Linked DNA regions of Mus musculus: region 2 is linked to region 1. The links are chromatin loops, found by intact Hi-C in ENCODE. Cell type or tissue: heart. All regions are shown on one strand. Each heading gives the region's core, and the rest is flanking DNA. Links, peaks and the distances in the headings are about the cores only.

Region 1 (2,924 bases), core at 264-2,763:
GTGCTTGCTTCCAGAGTGTGTCTAATGCTGTTGGAACACAGGCTTCAGAAAGCAGCGAGAGGCCCCGTCTCAGCAGCCCTTCAGAGGGTAGTGTGTGCCTCCAGTGAAGGGTTTGGCCTGCAAGAGGCAATGTTCCTGTCCCTTGCCAAGTTGGCTTTCTGTATTCTCATGTGGCTTCCTAGTAACCGAGCAGAGTCTAGTCTGCTGTCAGCTGGAGGCTTGGGCAGTGGTGTCCCTTTAGGCACAACAGCTACCAAAACCCGTCTGTCCCTTCATTCTCTTTAATGGTGTTTTGAGACTTAATTTTTTTTTTCAGTTTTCAAGAACATTAATCATATTGACTCTTTTCTATTTTTTAAACATATTTTTTCACAGTCTTTGGCCCGGAGTGGAAATATCAGCACTGGGCATCAGCAATCACAAGCTTGGCACTTTTAGCAAAGTTGGGAGAAAACAGCACTGGTGGCCAACTGAGTTGTCCCAGTCATTAAAAGCTGGAGTGCCTCTTGATCCAGTCAGGGTTCAGCTCCTGCTACTTACCACTGTTCCTGGCAGTGGCGATTGTTGTGGCTGTACCGGGGACCTCAGGGACTCTGGAATCTGAGTCTGGGATGGGGAGGGGAAGTCCAAGTCCTCTCAGAATAACCTCAGAATGCCTCATGTGGCCTGCATGAGCCTGGCTCCTTTGCCTGTCTGTCCTGGGATACAGTGTCCCTTAAAGCTCCCAATGCCTCTATGGTGTTCCTGGCCTCTTTTGGGAAGGCTCCCTCGGGAGAGTGGGGTTATTTATCATGTTCTCAGAGCAGACTCATCGGCCTGCCTTTCCCACTGTTTATGAAACTCCCAAACGGAAGCCCTCAGACAGTTGCGGGGGAGGAGACAGCCAGAAAGAAACAATGCAAAATCCAGGTAGAATGTCCCCCTGAGGAGAGTCACAAAGAGTTCAAAGATTTTCAAAGGTGGGACCACCATAATTACAAACTCTCCTTAGTCACCTTAGTGTGCATGTGAAGACACACAGAGCCTCAACAAGGTGAATGACGTCCAAGGTCACAGAGATAGTAATGTCAAGGTTAAGGTTCTCCCCACCCCAAAGGTTGAGGTTTCTGTTTTGTTTTGTTTTGTTTTTTTCTTTCTTACTTTACACACACACACACACACACACACACACACACACACACACACACTCCTTCAGGTTTCAGTTAAGAAATTTATATTATTTTAGCATCTCAACTCTGTACTCCTACTACTGACGTTATATAAGACTAGTCAACCTTTACGCCATGCTTATTTGTCAGGTCTAAGCCCTGTTTCCTCTTGGCAACATCAAGAATCCATCATTCTCTAGTTTCCCCACCTTAAAAACCAAGGAATTTTCTTTGCAGTCCCTCTGTTTGCCTGGCAGCATCCTCGGTCAAAAACAAATAAGCTGCTAATCGGTGAGAAAGGAGGCGGGAGACGACGCTTGCTTCAGAAATTGTGTTTAGCCCCATCTGGCCTTAGAAAAACATGGGAACTGGTGATCAAGTGCGTTCGGCAGGATGGCTGCCTTTCAAGGGAAACAATATCTGGATATTTCTATGTCTAGACCACAGAGGAAAAATGCTTCCTTGGTAATTAACCCATTGAAAACAGCAAGTGCATGAGACTCTGAGAAACACCAAGGTAGAGGAGCTTTAGAGGGGGTGCTTCCTGAGGGTTCGGCCTACAGGTGGCGCTGTTAGGGATTCATTTACAAAGGCTGCTCCACCTGCTTGCCTCCCACCGAGGAAGAGTAGGGAGTGAGAAATCTCTTACTTCATTACCTAAGTGATGATTTCTTTAATCTATGTTTTAATGTCGCTCGTTCCTTCCACTTGCCTGTCATTGCTAAGTCCTTACAAGAAAACCCCTTTCCAGGATGAGAAGTTGAGGCTCTCTAGTTAAGACCAGAAAGGTCTTTTCGTTGGGAATTAAGACACTGAAAGTTGATCATCCAAGCAGCTTGTCTGAATCCTGGAGAGGGTGCTCATGAGAATCCTGGTTGGATCATGAGTCATGGCTTGGTTTATATCAGTTTTTAATGTCCAAGTTTAGCATCTGAAAAAGCCAAGTATGTGTTGACGTGGATCAGCACCTAGCTAGATAATATGTTTTAAAAATGCTTTGTGAGCATGGGTGAGGGAATAACACTGACTGCTAAAAACCTCTGGTAGACAGGTCCTAGGCGCTAGGGAGGATATACCACCATTACTCTGTTAAATGGACATAGTATTAAACCAACTTCTAATGACTTTTTGTAATGCATATAGATTAATGCATCTTTCATCCTTCATGAGAGAAGCTTCTATTTGCAATAGATGGTGATTAACCCAGAGACCCACAAGTGGGCAAGGTGCACAGAATATGAGACTACAGGATTCTAAATCCTCAAAGGACCATATACACTACACCCCTTCCAAAGACACAAGGATCATTACGGGAAAGGAGGAAAGGCATAAAAGAGTCTGAAATGGTGCCTGACTGCAAGAAAACACCTGGACAAGGCAGGGCAGCTGGGTATATGAACTGAGAGCATTTACCGCAGCATGAACACAACCTGTGCAAGTCTGAGCCAAGCCAAATCCCAGTGTGGAAGGGAGTTGGGTTCTCAGTGGGAGATGAATTGCCATACTCGTGACAGGTAGATCCTGGATGTTAGACTTCAGTGGCAGCAAGGCTGCAAAGCTGAGTTCTTACATCTTGGGGGGAAAAGGATTCATTGGTGAGATTATGTACATTATGAGAATTTCTGTAACTATAAAAGGATATTTAAAAAGATGTTAAGCCACCAAAACGGGGGTTGGTGCTGATTAAAGAAAAATTCTTTAGAACGTCTCCTCTTGGAAGGTGAGAAAAATCACTGGGCAAAACAAAATCTATAGTTAGAAGAAAATGGAGACTTT
Region 2 (2,924 bases), core at 312-2,811, 260 kb before region 1:
TTGTTTTCCCACATGGTTCTCTCTGTGCTTTCACGTAATATACACATGTTAATGTACCATGAGCAATAGTCATCTAAGAGGAGGGAACCTCAATTGAGAAATGCTTCTGGAAGATCAGAGTATAAGTTAACAAGCCTGTAGGGCATTTTCTTAGTTAGTGATTGAGGGGAAAAGGTCTAAAGCATTGTGGGTGGGTATATTCCTGGGCTGGTGATTATGGCTTCGTCAAGAAAGCAAGCTGAGCATCCCACGGGGAGCGAACCAGTAAGTAGCTCCTGCCTCCAGGTTCCTGTCCTTCTTGAACTCTTGTTCTTTTAGTGATAGACAATAGAATCATAAGCCAAATAAACCTTTTCCTCTTCAAATTGCTTTTACATATGGTCTTTCATCACTGCAATAGTAACCCTAACTAAGACACTGTCTACAGCACTACTATTTGCTTTTGTGGCCAACTTCATTGGATAACTCAAGTATAGAAAGCTGAAGTTGATTCTAGGTCTAATTGCATCGCAGTGCCCTTTGTGCTGTATCTGTTTGGCTTCTTGTTAATGGGAATATTTCCTTAATTATTCACACATGAGTTGATTTTGTTGAGAAAATTCAGAAAACCTCACCTTTGCTCAACTACATTTGGGAAATGGTTTATAGATATCGTTTGTTTCAGCACCCATGATTTATTTTTTCAAGCTAATAAATGACCTAATTTAAAATTATGCACAAAATTTATACATAATTATTATATACAGTATAATGTTTTGAATCACAAAAATAGCTGAATCTAGCTACCTGATATATCCATAACTTCACACAGTTTTTGTGTGTGAGGAGAACCCAACATTCACCTTATTATTTTTTTTCAAAAACGCACTGTGAGTATATATCACCCTGCTCTCCTACAGAGTTCTTGAATTATTTCCTTACAATAGTCACCTTGGAACCTTTGACCAACATCTTCCTTAGCACTTTCCCTAAGTGGACTAGCCCCCAGGGAACGCTGTTCTCTCTATTTCTATGAGATCAAATTTTAGCTTCTTCGATGAGGTAGACTATGAGGGATTCTTTTGTTGTTTTATTTTTTTTAATTAGGTATTTATTTCATTTACATTTCCAATGCTATCCCAAAAGTCCCCCACCTACTCCCCCACCCACTCACTCCCACTTCTTGGCCCTGGCATATAAAGTTTGCACGGCCAATGGGACTCTCTTTCCACTGATGGCCGACTAGGCCATCTTCTGATACATATGCAGCTAGAGACACGTTTTATTAACTGAATCAATTCACTGAACATGATATCCTCTGGCTCCATTCAAGTTGTCACAATGACAGGATTTTCTGAATAGTAAGTATTCCATTATGCGACCATGCCACCTTCTCTTTCCCCATTCATTTAGCAGTGACACTTAGATTGGGTCTCTGTGTTGCTGATGTGAGAGGCCGCCTAGCATGTTTCTCAACAACTGCTTTGATTCGGTCTCAGCTCCTCCATTTTGCTAAACAGAAAATCCTCGGGCAAATCTCTGAAGTGTTTCGTACATTAATCGTTGTCTCTTTTCTCTACAATGGAGAAAATAACTATTTCATTGAATTGCTGTGGACTATTGAGTCTATATAAAGCATAGCAGTAACTCATAATAAATACTAAGCCTGTATTCATTTTTCAGTACTGTGGTACAAATACAGATATGATCAGAGCATATTAAAGTTTGTTTTTAGAACTCCCCATGTTGAACATAATGGATGAAATAAAGACAGAAGGAAAAAAGAATCAACGTTCAAATGATAGCATCCTTTTATCCAGTCAGCTACCAATGTAGTAAGTCAAAGGCGTCACTAGATGGCAATTGTGAGTCATAAAACTAGCTGCACTTGGTTGACCTCAATGGCTCTGACCTTGGCAAGTGTTTCCTGTGCCCTGTAGCTATAGGTTCAGGAGGTTCATTCTTAACTCCATGAGCCTTAAACAAAACGGTAGTCAGCAGAGCTTACCTGTTGTGGGTGTTTTTGAGGCACCTTTATAGGTACTAATACTTCTAAAGTCAGCTGCTCTGAGCCTGGGTTCACTTTGCCACCATATTCATCATACAGGGAATATACTTAACAGGAGTGTCTTAGGCCAGGTGACAACACAGTCTCAAAGTCTAAGAAGATCATCAGTGCTTCTAAAGTGTGTCTCCCTGCTAGCAACTTCAGTATCTTACCTGGTTACTTATTCAAAATGCAAATTCTATATAAAGCATAGCGGTAACTCATAATAAATACTAAGCCTTTATTCATTTTTCAGTACTGTGGTACAAATACAGATATGATCAGAGCATATTAAAGTTTAGCCCTCTTAGGACTGAGGATCACGGAGTCTGTGCTTTAAAAGTCTTCTCAGGCAATTCCTGAGCCTTCTCAAGTTTGAGACCCACAGAGATAACAATGTTTCAAACAGTATAAATGTTGACACTGCAAGAGTCATCAGACAATATTTGTACCCCACTTTAGTTTTACCTTTGTTGCCAAGTTAAATGACTCACTGGAAATGTAAGAAGATGGGCTGAAAATGATGGTAACCCCCAGAGTTAGATGTAGGAGGGTCAGACCCGATGCTAAGTTGAATATTCCAGCTTTTCTAACAATACACTTTACTACCTTCCTCCTCCAGACTGAGGCTATCAATTACACACTGTGTCCTAACTGAAAAATAAGTCACACGTGTATTTAGTTCTAAATGAGTTTAGCTCAATACACATTTCTATGGAATGCTATAAATCATTCCCTGAAGTGAAGATTTATATATGTGGTGGAGTGAAGGGGAATCAAATAAAACAATATACATGTGCAAAAAATTACAGAGCTTTGGAAAACAGATGAATGCCCCTAGGGATTCTGCGCAAAGGCAGAGATGTAGTCAATATGTTATTGACAGCAGTATCATGTC

The links. A loop is a pair of places that touch in the nucleus more often than their neighbours do. Peaks named below come from ENCODE experiments on the same cell type or tissue, not always from the same donor. Only the 100,000 strongest peaks of a DNase experiment are listed, where the experiment ranks them.
Region 2: it touches region 1 in a loop (1.8-fold over the local background); 2 of 42 quality-filtered maps call a loop at or near these places.

The regions. Positions count from the first base shown.
Region 1 is chr16:57,927,869-57,930,792 of GRCm38, forward strand. No RefSeq gene overlaps it. Among named protein-coding and RNA genes, the nearest start is that of Gm24039, 45 kb to the left of the region's middle. In heart, for the core only: a CTCF peak has its summit at 1,695 (motif pointing right); DNase peaks (open chromatin) are centred at 673 and 1,483.
Region 2 is chr16:57,667,655-57,670,578 of GRCm38, forward strand. All of the region lies in intron 2 of Col8a1 (collagen, type VIII, alpha 1), which reads right to left. Among named protein-coding and RNA genes, the nearest start is that of Gm51269, 58 kb to the left of the region's middle. In heart, for the core only: a CTCF peak has its summit at 1,837; no DNase peak of the experiment used is centred there.